2 separate regions of the Mus musculus genome follow, and region 1 is linked to region 2. Evidence: chromatin loops called from intact Hi-C (ENCODE). Cell type or tissue: gastrocnemius. All regions are shown on one strand.

Region 1 (8,000 bases), 390 kb after region 2:
TAGAACACCTGTGGTGTGTGGGTGACTGTAAGGGAGACTCAGGAGGACAGGCTAACATCACATGACAGAGACTCAGCCACAGGCTCACGTGTGAAGGAATTTCAGACACATCATAGCAGATTAATGATTGCAGTATACTTTAATGAAATTTTATCTTTCAGCTTAGTCAGTTCTCTACCATAAGGATGAAAGACTGTAAGATTGGTTTACCACCTAGCTTTATTGTGCACTATAAGCGAAACCATCATGGTCATATACATGGACGCTTGCGTTGTTTCCTCCAGATAGATTCCCAGTAACTTCCCAATTAGCATGTTTTCCTAAGTCACACTGATATTTAATCGAGAGCAAAGCGGATGTCCTCTCTTGCTGACCTCTGATGTCACAGCACTGCTGCAGCTCTCGGATGACGTCATTTAACACTTCTTTGCCCTCTAATGTTACTTAATACTGCCGTTGTTCTCTGGCAATGTTAATACTGCTGGCCAAGCCTGCCTTCTTTTCCTGCTTCCCAGGGTACCTCCCGTCCCACCTTCCTCTGGCTGTGCTCTCTCGGTCGTTTTTGTATACATCCCGTGTAACCTAGGGCCTGGTTTACAGAGTTTAATATAGACAGAGCATTCTAGACGCAATGCTTCTGTGCACAGTGCCAGCGTGAGCTCACGGCATAGAAGCTGAGTGATGGCTTCTCTTGCTGAAAATGTGTCAATAATAACTGAAGATCTGAGGCAAGGATTCCCCACAAATGCCTTGGTCCAGTGCCTGCCTCCCTTCTCCACTCCATGCCTCTATCCATTTCTCATTTGCTCTGCGACCCCCTTCTTGCTTCCGTGTCTCTTAATATTCCCTCTGCCTGTGTCTGCCTGACATCATCCTGCTCATCCTCTGTCTCACAAAGGCCTTTCCTAAGCACCTAGCAAGGTTAGATTTCCTGATGTATCATCTCCAAGTTCCTTCTCCGATGATTCTGCTTGCTGCACTTTCTTAAGGCCTGGCCCCATGGGTTCCCAACACTTGTGGGCCTGTGTCAGAATGTAATACTAGAATCCAGTGGCTGCTCAGGCCACGGGCCTTTGTATCACCTCCCCCCATTTCACAGAAACCAATAGGCAGCTGGAGTCCCTAATGAGTGGGCTTCCTCAGGACCAGAATCTCTCACTGGTGAAGTGACTTTATATTAGAGAGAATATGGCTACACATATACTGTTTCCTCTGGCTTCCCTGCTTCCGTCCCGAGAGTCAGAGAGCCTGGTTGCCGCTTGTGCTATAAAATCTCCTCTGCCCTCTATAAAAAGACCCCTGGTTCTGCTGTCAAATGGTGAGGCGCAGAGTGCAGAGGCTAGTCTGCCCCTCACATTAAGCAGAGACATTGTGCTCTATAGTAAATTCCTCCAGTTCTTCTAGATCTTTCCAGGCGGTGGTGGCTCACCCCATAGTATCTGACTTGCCTTTTAGCTCCTACTCCACCAAAAACCTTTATAACATATGGGCTGGTTGTGATGGTTTCTGATGCTATTCTAGGTCCCTATTTGCTGTCCATCTCCTCCGGAGGCAGTTTTACTGGTCTGGGTTACTTGCTGGTGAAAGAACCCAGACATTCACCCCAGATGTTCTAAACTCCTGACGATCATATTTTTATCACCTCTGATCGCCTCTGGTGATTGTGCCTAATGTTGAAGGAGAAATAGGTACAAGTTCCAAAAGGGGCCACTGGGCATACTAATAAAAGGGGCCACTAATTCTGCCACGGATGCCAAGGGCTTAGAGTATATTGTGTCTCAGATGGTAGGCCTGGCCAGGCTTCATAGGTGAGGAGATTACAACCACCCAAATGTAAATCAACCCAGTGAGGACAAATTGATGTCTCTACTTGTACCCAGGAGTGAAAGGTGTCTGTCTGGTATGATCAACCTGGACCAGTGAGTGGTTGGTCTCTTTGAAGGACAGCATTTCATCAAGCCTTGCAGACTCCCAACAGGAGCAGCATCTGAATCTTTCCACCTTCCTTCTAATTGCTCTCTCTTAACTCTCAGATCCCTGACCATAAACAGGCAGAGGCATATTTGCTAATGAGACATCTCTAATGATCTTTTTATACAAGCTAGATGTCCTTATCTCCCGTTCTCTCTTCAAAGAGTAACTTCCCAGGTGTGTTTGGATCCCACTGTACTTCAAATAGGCAACCACAGAAAACGGGATCAAAGCAGAACTGAAGCTAAAACCTGGGAGGAGAGGGGTGGGAGGGCCTGCTGTGGAGGAACAGGCTGACAAGGACAGAGAGGGGGAAAGAAACCCAGACTTCACTCCGTCACTCTGCTCAGCCACTAGTCCAAAGCAAACGAAAGGGAAGACGTGACTGCCGCTAAGTATGGTTGAGGAGAATCGTAGCTGAGAGAGAGAGCAGAGCCAGAGGTGGTTGGAAGAGTCCAGACTGAGCGCGGTCATGTAAGGAGGAGTGGAGGGGAGTGAGAGAGACGAGGAGAGAAGAGAGGGCAAGGGAGAGGACCAGGAGCCAAGACGATGACCGGATGGAGAGAGCACGTAACCATAATGGCAGAGTTTTATAGAAAAAGACATGCTAGAGGAAGGGGGACTTTAAGGTCGGGGGCTGGAGAGGAAGCCAGGACTCTGTAACAGCTACTCTGTAATGGAGAGCCTGGCAGCCAGTGTCAGCTTTGATATGTTGATAACCACCTCAGCTAGCCATTGGTCCTGGGTTTCTTTGAGACTTAACATGTTATTTATTTATTTATTTATTTATTTATTTATTTACTTATTCATTCATTCATATGGTGAAGAAAAATTGTATATTTAGAATTAGCCATCTGGTCTCAGTTTAGATGACCCCAGTCTTCCTGACAACATCCAGAGCATCATAATTGGGAGCCAAGCGGACCTACTACGTACACCTTCTTCTGTCCATCAGGCCTTACGGGGTATTGACTTTGGCCACATCAATGTCATAGAGTTTCTTCACGGCCTGTTTGGTCTGGTGCTTGTTGACCTTGACATCCACAGTGAACAAGAGCATGTCGTTGTCCTCTATCTTCTCGAGAGGCTAACCCGGTGGTTAGAGGGAATTTGATGACGGCATGGTTCTCAAGCTTGTGTCTCCTGGGTTCATTCCTTTGAGGGTATTTACGCTGCCTCCAGAGCTGCAGAGTCTTGGTCTGCCAAGAGGTGGGTGATATGCGGATCTTCTTTTTGCGGCTGTGACTGCCTTCTTAGGCAAATCAAGGCCTTTGCTTTGGCTTTGCAAGGGGCAAGAGCTTTCTTTTTTTTTTTTTAACCACCTTTGCCACCATCTTGGAGAAAAGCCCTGACACTTTTTAAAAGAGTGGTTGTCTAATGTTTGTGCAGGGAGTTGTCTTATTTCTCCCCGTTTCCAGAGCCAGCACTCAGCTCAAAGCCCTGAAAAGATTTGTACATGCTCAGCGAATGTACGAATGGGCAAAAGACTTTTGATTTTAAAAGTCTGTCTTATGGGAATCATTTGAACAACAAGAGCCTCTATCTCATTTAACAGAGGACTCGGTTTTCAGAGCTGCTTCAGACACAGCATCTTAAGGGCGTGCTGTCTGATAGAGGAAAAGCCGGTCTACATGAACATGCTTTTTTTTTTAAATTTCACAGTGTCTGAGTCACCTCACACCTCAGTCTCATCTGATAATGGTCTTGTCAGATCTGCCCTTTGGCGGGGGATTCCCCTGGGCTATCACCTCTTGCTTGCCATGTGTTGCCAGGCACCAGAATATAAGCACAGGTGTACGGAGGAAGTAGGGGGCAGGGTGGGTCAAACAGTGGAACCTCTTGACAGTGGGTATTCGTTGGGATATCATACACATTTTACCTTGGATGGTTGTTTTTATGCCGACAAGAAAGTGAAGCCAGTCAGTAATAGAAGCGGTGGCTACCAAGGGAGATTCGTGTAGGAAGGAATTTGTTTTCCTGAGTGGTTACTGTTGAATACATTGCTTCAGTTCTATTCATCTTTTCATAGTGTAATCTCTCCCAGCAGCAAGATGTGACAAACAGCTCAGCTACACCGAAGCCTCCCTGTGAAAAGATTGTCTTGGGCGAAATAACAGCACATAGCTAGTGTTCTCCCTAGGAAGAGGGCAAAAGCTGTAAGGCCCAATTCATTTTGGAAATTGCTAAATAAAAGGCGAAGGGAATCAGCATTAGATACTGCCTATAACTGATCATAAGAGAGAAATCAAAAGCCTTGGCATCTTTGAGCAGACAGCCACTAACTGAGGTGTGCTTGGGAAGTCCCCTGCAGGAAGTTCACCAGCTACACAGTGCTTTCTCTAAGAAGCTGTGTGAGCCTTGTAGGTCTTGTGGTTTTCATGGGCTATGGTCTCTCTGCTAAGCCCTCCTCCCTCCTTTCTCTCCCATCTCCTCTTTTCCTCCCTCACTCTTTCTTTCCCTTAGTATAGGAACCCTTTCTTCAACTAACATCCTTTGAGAAAGGCAAAGGGATGTATACGAAGAATGGCCAGGAGAACGAGGTCAGAAGTCATCGTTACCAACCGCTTCTGTGGAATGTCTTGGGAATCCTGGAGCTCTAGTCGAAGACCTCTCTATCAAGAGTTTGTGATCTGCAGACTCTGAGAGAGTTCCATTTCTTGCTTTACCAGCCAAAAAGGAGCCGTTTCCGGCAAGGAAGACCAAGATTTGAGTTTCCAAGCGCCTGTGTGTTGCTATCACAAAGAACACAATCTTCCGTCTTCAGAGCTGCTCTTTGAGATTCTGCAGATATGACTCGCGATTCCCAACTGCAGAGCGAATCACCAGACCTTCAAGACCAGCTTCAATGGTTAGCACTCCTATAAGATACCCCACAACAGCAACAAGCTCTCAGATCAAAAGAGGGGAGAGATTTTTCTTTTCAGCTCACTTGATAGGTTTTGAGGCCCAGATTGGTTAGTGCCTTCTACCAGTAACACAAAATTCCAGCTAAGCAGCCTGCCACCTGAAAACCGTTGTGATTCCTTCAGTCCCTAGAAGCCAGGCAGCTTTCTCTGGGCTTATGGAACCATCTCCTAGAGACCCTACTCAGATATCCAAATATTACAGCTTCTGGAAAGCAGGCAGATGATGGCTTTTGTAGGTCAGTGGCTTGAACTCTCAATGGTAATGGGACAAAAAAAAAAAAATCCCTCTATAGCCCAGTGCAGTGCCTGCTGTTGAGCAAATGCTCTTACAGTGTTTATTTGGCTAATGAAAGGGTGACTTCATTAGCCAAGGATAGGAAAATTCCTATACTTGAACCCACATTTGGAGACTTACTGGTAAAACCTGAACTTCCTTCGGAATTAATCTACTGAGTTATGAAAGTGGAGATGTGACAACATGAACCCCAGAGCAGACATAGACAGTGCAACAAGACTCTGGTTCCCCAAAATGTAAGTGTGCATGACGGCTGCATACTAGACTGTGATGTCATGTATCTCACCAGTCCGCCAGATGGAGAAAGGCCAGGGAAGGCTGAAAATAAACTGCCCTGAATGCCTACCAACTTTTCAAAGTTGCCACAAAGAAGGAAGACCCCTCACAGCTATACCTCTTTGGCTGTTCAGGATGACCTCTGCCTTCCTGGCTCAAGGGACTTTGGCTGTCTGCTCGTTGGGACCTGAGTGGCTCTCCTGTGTTCCATTGTGTTTCCCTCCTCTGTGTTCAGCTAGAGGTACTTGCCATGACAAGACTGCCATCCAGTGTGTGTGATAAGCCTGCATTGTGAACAAGGACCCTTGGCAGTGATGCAGTGATGTTCAGTAAGACAGCCAGAGGTGGGAGAAACAGCTGCTGCATCTGGCCCAAGCCTGGAAATGAGGGAGAGTCATTTATATATTCCTTAATCTGTGTGTTTGTGTGTGTGTTGTGGAAGTCAGAGGACAACATTGTAAACTTGGTTATCTCTCTTTCCACTTTTGGATGAGTTTTGGGGATCAAATTCAGGTTTATGTAGCAAGTGCCTATACCTCCTGAGCTATCTTGCCCACATCTTACATTTGTTTCAGAATGCACCTTAGATTCCATCTTGGATCTTAGAATGCATCTTGGATGTAACAGGAAATGCCAGAGCCTATGTGAACCTCATTTGGCTTTCTCTCATTCCTCTCTGCCAGTGTCACATGTTGTAGCACAGTAGACTGACTCTGTTCAAATTCTGGACTCAGCACCTCCTTGCTGTGTATTGTTTAACTGCTCTGTGCCTAAGTTTCTCTTCAATGCAATACCATTAAGTGGTGCCTCATTCATGGGGTGTTGGTGAAGAAATACTCCCCATAAAGCATTCCTCTCTCTCATGTTTCTGGCTTCTGGCAGGTGGTTAGCAGGAGGCCCCGGGACAGAACCTTCAGCCTTTTACTTGCCTTCCCAGACAAGGCTCTCACATGGAATGAAGCACATTTGATAAACCTCTCTGTGGTAGAGAGTCACGCACTGTAAAGGCATCTTCCGGAGGCCTCTCTTGGATCATGGTTTCCTGTGACATTAGGAGACATTTTGTTTTATATTGCAAGGTAGTGGGAAACCTATTCACTTCACTGTCTGTGCAGCTCAGTTTATTAGTGAAGGCAGCCAATTTTAAATTTTTAAATAAATAATGCTAATAAACGATGCCCAGAATCCCAAATGTAGAAATAATTTTAAAGTATTGGCCACTATATTTAAATCTCAGGGCATGGACATGTCACAGTAGTACTCACCTGCAAACTTCGCCCCTGATTTATGGCATTCATGGTGCTGGAAGGTTTCATGCTTGATGCCACAGAAAGGTAAGCCTTAGTCTCATTTATCTGTGATCCTGAAAACTCCGGCAATGACTAGTCTGAAAAAGCAGGCTAACTAGTGCAATATTGGCACAGATGTGATTAGAGTAACAACCAATTTCTGATGGCCTCAAAGAGTCATTCCATGAGATGGAATCCTAGCACTGTCATTATTAAAGGGACCAAAAACATGCAGCTAGATTGGTCCTTGCAGGGAGAATCCAGTACTATTACTCTGCTAAGTAGACATATTATTAAAGTTACTCTTAATGACGTATTACTGTACCAAGAGATCAAAGAAGGAGAAGAAGAAGAAGAAGAAGAAGAAGAAGAAGAAGAAGAAGAAGAAGAAGAAGAAGAGGAGGAGGAGGAGGAGGAGGAGGAGGAGGAGGAGGAGGAGGAGGAGGAGGAGGAGGAGGAAGAAGAGGAAGAAGAGGAAGAAGAAGAAGAAGAAGAAGAAGAAGAAGAAGAAGAAGAAGAAGAAGAAGAAGAAGAAGAAGAAGAAGAAGAAGAAGAAGAAGAAGAGGAAGCTCAAAGTCGTGAGGTATCTTAGTTAGGGTTTCTATTACTGCAATGAAACACCATGAGCAAAAGCAAGTTGGAGAGGAAAAGGCTTGTTCAGCTTCCACTTCCACATTACAGTTTATTATCAGAGGAAGTCAGGACAGGAATTCAAGCATGGCTGGAGGCAGCAGCTAATGCAGAGGCCATGGAGGGGTGCTGCTTACTGGCTTGCTCCCCATGGCTTGCTCAACCTGCTTTTTAAAAATAGAATCCAAGACCACCAGTCCAGGAATTATGGCACCACCCACAATGGGCTGAGATCTCATTAGTAATCACTAATTAAGAAAATGCCCTACAGGTTTGCCTACAGCCTGATCTTCAGGAGGCATTTTCTCATAAGACTCCCTCCTCTGATGACTGTAGCTTGTATCAAGTCAACATAAAACTAGCCAGTACAGGTGGGAAGAGAGGTGGGTGGTAAAGGAAAGAGTGTGTGTGTGTGTTCAAAATACATTGTATGAAAATTTTAAAGAATTATAAAAATATTTTTAAAGCATTGGTTGGTAATATGCTTGCTCAGGAAAATAGCACAGAAAACAGGAAGGAATCAGCCATTCTGTAGTATTTTCCAGTTGTTAGTAGGTGGTGTTTGCCCAAATTTAGGAAAGGTATTGATAATGATGATGATGATGATGATGATGATGTGTGTGTGTGTGTGTG
Region 2 (8,000 bases):
AAACACACGTTTCAGTGCGATGCTGCATCTTCACTAGGTTTTCACTAGGTTGTTTGGGTTACTTAAGCAATTGTATTTATGACCATGCTAGTAAGCTAAACCTCAAAATGTAAAAGTTAGTCCTGCTGGAGCCGGAGAGATGGCCCAGAGGTTGAGTGTTTCCTGCTCTTCCAGAGGACCTGAGTTCAGTTCCCAGCACCCTTGCTTCAGCTCTAAGAGACTCCATACCCTCTTCTGGTCTCTGTAGGCACTCGTACACATGCACACGTGCATGGTCTCTGTAGGCACTCACGCCTACTATGCACGCACACATCAAATACATGACTTAAAAGAAATCTCCTCTACTTTACACATAGATAGAGGACAGGACTCTCACCATCTTTCCTCCTTCCTGGGTTTCTCTGGCTATTGACTGCTTGTCCCTATCAATGCCAAGCTTGTGAGCTTCTGTCATCATTGAGCTACGAGTTCAGCAGGAAACTCATCTCCCCTATTTCCCACCATTTTCAATGTAAATCACTCATCATAGGTTCTCAGTAACGATGGGCCAAACTGAACTGAGCTAGCTCTAGCACGGGCTACTGTGGCAAGCGGCTTGAATCCTCCTCTCATGCTTATCCATCACGTATTTGAAGACACATGTCCTGCCTACATTCCTGAAAGAAATGAAGTCATATTTTCCATCTGAAATAAATATAAAAATTTTGGCAGATCACATGTCTCTGATGAAGAGTGTTATTTACCTTCTTGACCTGTGGAAGCAATAGAGTACGTATATCACCCTTCCTCCAATTAGCCACAAGGGCCTAGTGCACCAAGGAAGGACCGCTAGCCAAATGGGGAAGGCTTCCCTAAGCCACTCATCTTCTTCCAGTTCCTCCCTTTGTTTGCAAAATAGGACTGACCTGGACAGGACTAGGGGATGCAGAGGATCTGCTTGGAAGGGTGAGAGACATGCAGAGCCCTTGCCTTTGCAATGCAAGTTGGGGCTTGCAGGAAGGACAAAGGCATGGCAGTCCTACAGAGGCTTCTACCGCAGAGGTCTTAGTACTTCAACAGTCTTTGTTTTTCTTCACTTAAGTCCTTTCCTGACCACCACATTAAAGTAGGAGAGGCAAGCTGATTGCATTACTTGAGGCTGTGACAACAAGGTTGCACAACGTTAGTAAAAAAATCATATGTAAAAATTATTATTTTTCTCTCCAAAGGGATTGACTTCTGTTCTGTTTGCACCATGGTCTGTGTCAAAGGAGGACATTTAAGATTGGTGCAGGCACCACCTGTGCTCTGAGCAGACTTAAATAGTCACATAGGAGCTGGTCAATGGTTGTCCTAAAGCCAAAGGCAGGCAGACACAGGGTAGAGCTTTGCTGGGTTGGAGAAGTTCTGGTGACACAACAGCCACATGTTTGGGTCAGAACACAGGTCAGGGCTGCCACCCAGCCTCCTCACTCCCTTTCTGCCTAGCCGCTCTATGCTTTGTGTGTGAGAACGGATGGAGTGGCAGTTCTGGGATGCCAGGACCATAAGCTTGCAAATACTAATAGCAGGGACTGGGGCAAGTCTTTACTGGGAAGTGTAGTGACTCCAGGACTTCAGGTGGCTGGAGCATGAAGACAAGGCCCTGTTTTTGCCAACTGTGTCATTCTGGTAGCAGCAGAGCTGAGGCACGAGAGGCAGCTATTTCCAACAATGACTGTGGTTGGTCATATCCAGTTTCTGTGGGGCTGAAACATGCTCTTCACAGTATCTTCAGAGATGCTGAGAAGGGGAAATGACCACAGGTGCACCCAGAATGTACCTGGGAGGTTGCTCTGGGGCCATCTATTTTGGACATACTGGGAATTATTATGCAAGAGCTCTTTACTCATAACTCCCAACTGGGAAAATACCTTAAAAAAAAACAACTTTAAATAAGGATATCCAAATATCCTGAAAATGAACTTTTTTTTTTTTTTTTTGAAATGCCAAACCTCAAGAACACCAGGTGGTCTCATTTTGGGTGATTCAAACCATTTCTGAACATGTTGTTAAAGATGCAGGTTGAGGTTCCCACCGTACTCAGGAGTGTTCCAGTATTTTGATGGAACTGTAGTTACTGAAGGAGAAAATCGGACCACAGTGAAAACCACGCTGGCCAGGATGCACTCTTCTGTAGTAAGCATCTGGTTTCTGGATGGCAGGAACCACAGAACTCACTCAACACATTTTAAAAGCAGCCACCTTTCAGTGTGGCACAGCTCTGAAAACCTCAGCTAAGCTAGAAAGTGTCCGGACAGTATTATTATTTTATTCTGTAATCAGTATGGAAGACCAGGGCTTAACAATTTCTAGGTTGCATCACCATTGTAGGGAAAATGTAAGCCAAATCAGAAGTCACGGCCAGGTCCTTGCCCATGTATGCTCCTTCCTGCTAATGCCTTATCTGTCTCCTCTCTCCCCATACTTCCATGATCTCTCTGGAGTGTCAGGGGAAGGTTGGAGAATCTCTGAGTGAACGTTCCTGACACAGTCTGTTTGAGAAGGGACTCTCTTCTTTCTGCCTTCCTTGTATGACTTCCAAAATTCCCTCAATCTCATCATTTTGGTACTTCTAGTTGTCTTCTCTAATCATGCTCAGCCTTGCTTTTGACTTCTAGCATTTACTGACGCTGTACTAAGTACTTAGGTGCACTTGGACCTGACCTCTCCAACAGCCCTACGACAATGGTACCTATGGAAACTGTGGAGGACAGAGTGGGGTGTCCATTGGCAGAGAATGAAGGAGCCAGGAGAAATCTCTATAAAGGAGGTGCCAATTCAATTGGTGCCTTCCTTTTTTGACCTGGGCAACAGACACTACTAGCAGACCACCATGTAAGAGCTGTTTTCCAGTGTTCTTTCATATCATGTGAATATTCCACAATCTCTCTCTAGATAATGAGTTCTTCAACTTAAAGTTTTGATGTGCCTCCTGCATGGACTATACTAGAAGTTTACTAAACATATGCACGGTGAAGACGATTCTGTAAATTTCAGAGGACGATAACATCAGCAAAAGGTCACATTTTCCTATCAAATCAAATACTACTCTACTGGACTGAAACCACTAGATCATAAAGAAATGCTCACTTTGTATTTTTTCTGCATGAATTCTGAATAAATTAGGTAACTTTTATAAATAAGATGTTACTAATTAACCAGCACAAAATATTACTTGAACATTCATTATTCTGGGTCATAACGTAAACTTGAAAGCAAAAAAAAAAAATTCTATCGTGGAGGAACTTAGACTGTGCAAACGGCACATGAAACAGGTGTCTCAATGTTCGCCCACACCATTGTTAAAGTTCCTGGGACAATAGATGAGAGGAAGAGCGTGAGTGTGTTCTCTAACATATTAAGCTGAAACAGAAGCAGGCTGCGTAATGAGAGGGCACAGAACTAACACAAATCAGTCACCGCTCTGCGCACACAGGGACCCTGACCTCAGTAAAGACACAAGAACAACCTCGTGGCTTTCTAGGAAAAGACCTTCCATAAACACCCGGAATGAGTGTCTTCCTTCTGTCTCGAAAGAGGCAACAGAACACAAAGGGCTTGGCACCTTGGGAAAGCCAGGCACTGCGCACGACACCACAGAGCAGAGCAGATGGGTGCTGAGATAGGACACACTCTGCCAGAGCTGCAGCTCAGAGGGCAGCAGCCTGCGAGCTCGTGGGAAAGTGAAGGCGCGGAGAGTGAACTCTGTAAACTGAACTGTCCTGTTCTCAGTCTGCTAAGTTGGAAAACTTTAGATTTGGTCAAGCCATCCTAGGTCAGCATGAGAAAGGAAAGGAAAGTAGGAAAGACGGTATGGTTAGCAGGCAAGATATTTTGGAAAGCAACACACGGTGAACTGGCAGGATTATGAAGCGCCTAAGAAGAAGCCATGTGATCAATAAAAAAGGGAGCAGGGTCAGCCTTCGGAAGACCAGTGATGTCCTGGCTCTCCTCATGAAGAGTGCGGGCTATAATGCTGTCCCTCCATCACCAGGGAAAGCCCTGTGTCCTGTCTCAGGCCCGTGTGCCTGAAAGGATGCACAACGTGGCCAGGCTCTGAAGAGCATTCACATTCCATCTTTGGGTGGGAAAGGTGCATAGTCCTGCTCCTCACCATGACATAGGCCAGCTGTTACAGGACTTTGTCTGGTGCATGTTAGGAGTAGACTATCAGAGGGGTTATTACTGCACTAGACTGGATAATGAGTAACCAGCATACATGGTTCTCTATGTCCTCAGGGAGACATTGTAAAAAGGGTAGTTATCTAGTGCTTTTTTGGGCAATGCCTCCCCCCCCCCCTTTTTTTTTTTCTGGGAAGCATTTCATCCCTTAGAAAGGATGCCAGGCTCATGTCTTCCCAGTGCCAGCACCGCCCCTCCTCACTCAGTCAGGCTGCACTGCAAATATGAAGAAAAGACTTTGTTGCTGGTTTCCCGTGGATCTTCTAATAAACCGTGCTGAGCTGGCTGGTGGCTTTGTTCAGCTGCTCAGACCCCCACCACCCAGTCGGTGCCAATTCTAAGAGCGTGCTCTTCTTGCTAAAGGCAGGCCAGGCCAGGAGAGGGAGCAAGAGAACACAAGATATTCCTATATCTGGGTCACAAGGAAAAGTCAGAGGGTGAGGTTGGAGAGGCAAACTGCCTCAAACAAACATGTAAAATTCAAACTGTGCTTTCCTGGGGGTGGGGAAGGGACTCTGAGCCTGTTGTTTGTCCATCACCTAGAGGATATTTTTTCTTAGCTGGTTACTGGAGGCTGGTTTTTAATGGTGACTGGATTGTACTGGAAGAGGATTTTATGAGTTGCCAACTTGACCAACAAGTAACCCCTTAAGACAGACAGACACTCTGTAGTTCTCCTGGCTCATTGTCACCACAAGGTACAGTGATTCTGGAGCGAAAGTGCCAAAGGAAGATATGTATGGATTAGGTTCATAGGCTGAGGTGTCACTCACCCAGGAAAGGCTATGTGTCCCCTACAGGGACAATGTGGGTGACAAATAACTTTACAAAGTAGAGTACAAATCACTTCCTTTAACAAATTCATTCCAGCCATCTTCTGTGGTTCCATTGTAGGGGTGGGGTGGGGCGGGGCAGTGTGTGTGTGTGTGTGTGTGTGTGTGTGTGTGTGTGTAGGGGCCGGGAGAGAGGGAGATATGCGCACATGTGCGTGCGCGCGCACACACACACACACACACACACACACACACACACACACACACCAAAAAAATGAAGAAAGAGTACCTCGCTAGTGAGGATCTGGACTAACGAGACAGGACAAGTCAGCAGATCTTACAAGCTAATAACAGGTAGGATGTAGTAAGAATAGAAAGCTGCTGGTGGAAGGGTATCTAACCCCGAGGGAGTGGTTCATAGGCTGCTGGAGCTGGCAGAAAGCAATGTGCAATGGCACAGGAGAGACTAGGGCACAGGGCTTGTGGGGCAGGACTCCGGCAGCAGGGGAGGAGGAACTATGACGCTGGAGAGGAGGGAGCAGACCCAAGACTGGAAAGGCCATTCTCAACCACAAAAGAGGTTGGCAGGCCATGGGGAGGCACTGCAGTGTGCCATGCAGGCGAGCATTAGGGAGATCACACTGACTGCATTTGGGGACCAGCCTAGGCAGGGACAAACCAGTTACGGAAGTCCAGGAGAGCTCCCACTGTGGTTGGAACACAGGCAGCACTGGAAGAACACAGGGAGGCCAGGAGGAGGAAGAGTTGGCAGTCGTAAGAACAACCTACCAGCCAGTTCAAGACCTTGGATGGCTAACGCAACTCCCCACTGCTCCTAGTTAACCAGAGTCACAACCTGGACACAGCACTTACGGAAATGAGTTCCAGCTGGAAACCATGTGGGCTATTTTTACCATGTAGTGGCTACAACAGGAAATATACAGAGATTCTCAAACAGCCAAGGCAGGCAGGTGATGGAAGACAGGGTGCAGTCCTGTAGCCTACAGATTTCTTGAAGGACCAGCCGTTAAGGTCAGTCACTCATTCTGTGCTCCAGGGACTGTCGGACACAGGAGCCGCACAAACAAATGAAGCAAAAGCTCCCATGGAACTCGAGGATCCCCCTCTTCCCTCTCTCAAAACTCCTGAGACAGGGTCTTACTGTTTAGCTCCGCTGCTGTGGGATGCTGGGTAAACCAGGCTGACCTCAGACTCAGGGAGACCCACTTGCTTCTGCCGCCCAGGTGATAAGATTAAAGCCATGTGTCATGAACCCGTTCTTAAACGAAAACATTATACAGATGAGCAGAATTTAGGCGAACTAGCACAGTGAGATGATATGTTGAAGGCAGCCATCGCCAGGGTTGAGAAGAAGGCAGGGGAGAGGCAGCTCTCCTGGGGCAGTCTGTGCCCCGGAAGCGTTTTCCACCAGCCGCTGTGTAGAATTTGACCTCCACACTGGGCTTTCTGTCTCATGCCTCCCTCTCCAAGGGAGGTGTACTGAATCCAGTAGGTCAGCCAGGGTGGTCTCCCATCTCAGGATGCTCTTGTCATAGCAGACCCCTAGCCATGTAGGGTGCCACCTGCATTGGCTTTAGGGACCAAGGACACAGGCAGCTCTGGGGTGTGTGTGGCCCTGCATAACACAATGATTACTGTCACATTCCTGAGGTGTCAGGTGTCTTTTGGGGGACCCTGACAGAAGTAGGTTTGTCTAAGTTTAGTTACCCAAAAAAGCAAGGTCTCCAGTAAGTGACCTGAATTGAAGAGAGGCATTTGTGGGTGAAATGAAAGAAACGTGGAGATGATTTATTCCAATTTCAGGTGTTTTCTCTTACCATTGTAAACTGCTCTTCAACTTCTTTTATTTTTTTTCTCACATCATTCCTTATATAAAACTACATTCCTAGTTTAGGTTCACGATGCCTTCTGTGTGGTTCCTGGGGACCATGAGCTACAGGGGATGCCGTTCCCCAAGGGTGTACAGCGGCCAGGCAGGAGACCCTGGACTTCATCTCCCCAGCTGTTAAAGCACAGACGATCTTATTTGCTTATTGAGTGTTAACTGTTTCCATCTCTGATGTGAGGATTCAGAACCTGGGCCATGGAGCCGGGCTGTCTGAGATGCTATCCCATGTCCTCGGTTGAGAAGCTGACATTGTAGCAATTTAATGAAACTTTTCCGCCTCAGTTTTCTTATTTGGCATGTGGCAATTTAGTATCACAATCCTATAGAGTCCATGTGCTAAATGTGTATAGGAGAACCCAATGCACCATAAAGTAACTGTTCAATAAAGGCTGCCGCCACCACCAGCACCAGCACCAGCACCAGCACCAGCACCACCCCCACCACTACCTCTTCCTCTACATTAGACACACTGGACATACGGAAGACAAAACAACAATAGCCTTTTTCCTTAGTGTTTGGTCACATGTCTTTAAGACTAAGAATCTATGGTTCTCAGTACATTACAGGAGGAAAACACCCAGGCGTCCTTAGTTCCCATGCACCATGCTGTACTCTTGAGTAACATCTTTCCTTGAAGCCAACTGAATGGTGCTGAGGCAAGGTTGTTATGACTATTATATTATCACATGCTGGCCTTGCTAATAAAGCTTACCTAAGCATAGGTGACTCTTTTTTTTTTTTTAAGTGGGTCATGGTGTGACCAAAACTTGAGGTATATAGGTACCACTGTTTACAAAAGTACTTCAGGAACGTTTAGGGACTGGAGAGACGGCTCAACAGTTAAGAGGGTATGGATTCTACATAGGATCTGAGTTTAGTTCCCAGCACCCATATCAGGTAGCTTTCAATTGCTTGTAATTCCAGCAGCAGGGCATACATATTTCTCTTCTGGCCACACACACACACACACACACACACACACACACACACAGATGAATGCATAGGAACACACATATATGAATGCACACAACTAAAATAAATCTTAAAAATGAATGCTTAGTTGCATCCCAACTGATGCAAATGTTATCACTTCAGGAGGCTTAAAATAATTTTCA

The links. Peaks named below come from ENCODE experiments on the same cell type or tissue, not always from the same donor. Only the 100,000 strongest peaks of a DNase experiment are listed, where the experiment ranks them.
Region 1: it touches region 2 in a loop (5-fold over the local background); 11 of 42 quality-filtered maps call a loop at or near these places.

The regions. Positions count from the first base shown.
Region 1 is chr4:32,145,059-32,153,058 of GRCm38, reverse strand. No RefSeq gene overlaps it. Among named protein-coding and RNA genes, the nearest start is that of Gm52717, 12 kb to the left of the region's middle. In gastrocnemius, no CTCF peak of the experiment used is centred here; no DNase peak of the experiment used is centred here.
Region 2 is chr4:32,534,833-32,542,832 of GRCm38, reverse strand. All of the region lies in intron 2 of Bach2 (BTB and CNC homology, basic leucine zipper transcription factor 2), which reads right to left. Among named protein-coding and RNA genes, the nearest start is that of Bach2os, 33 kb to the left of the region's middle. In gastrocnemius, CTCF peaks have their summits at 4,567 (motif pointing right) and 5,588; DNase peaks (open chromatin) are centred at 3,647, 4,553 and 5,628; H3K4me3 peaks cover 395 bases; H3K27ac peaks cover 1,802 bases.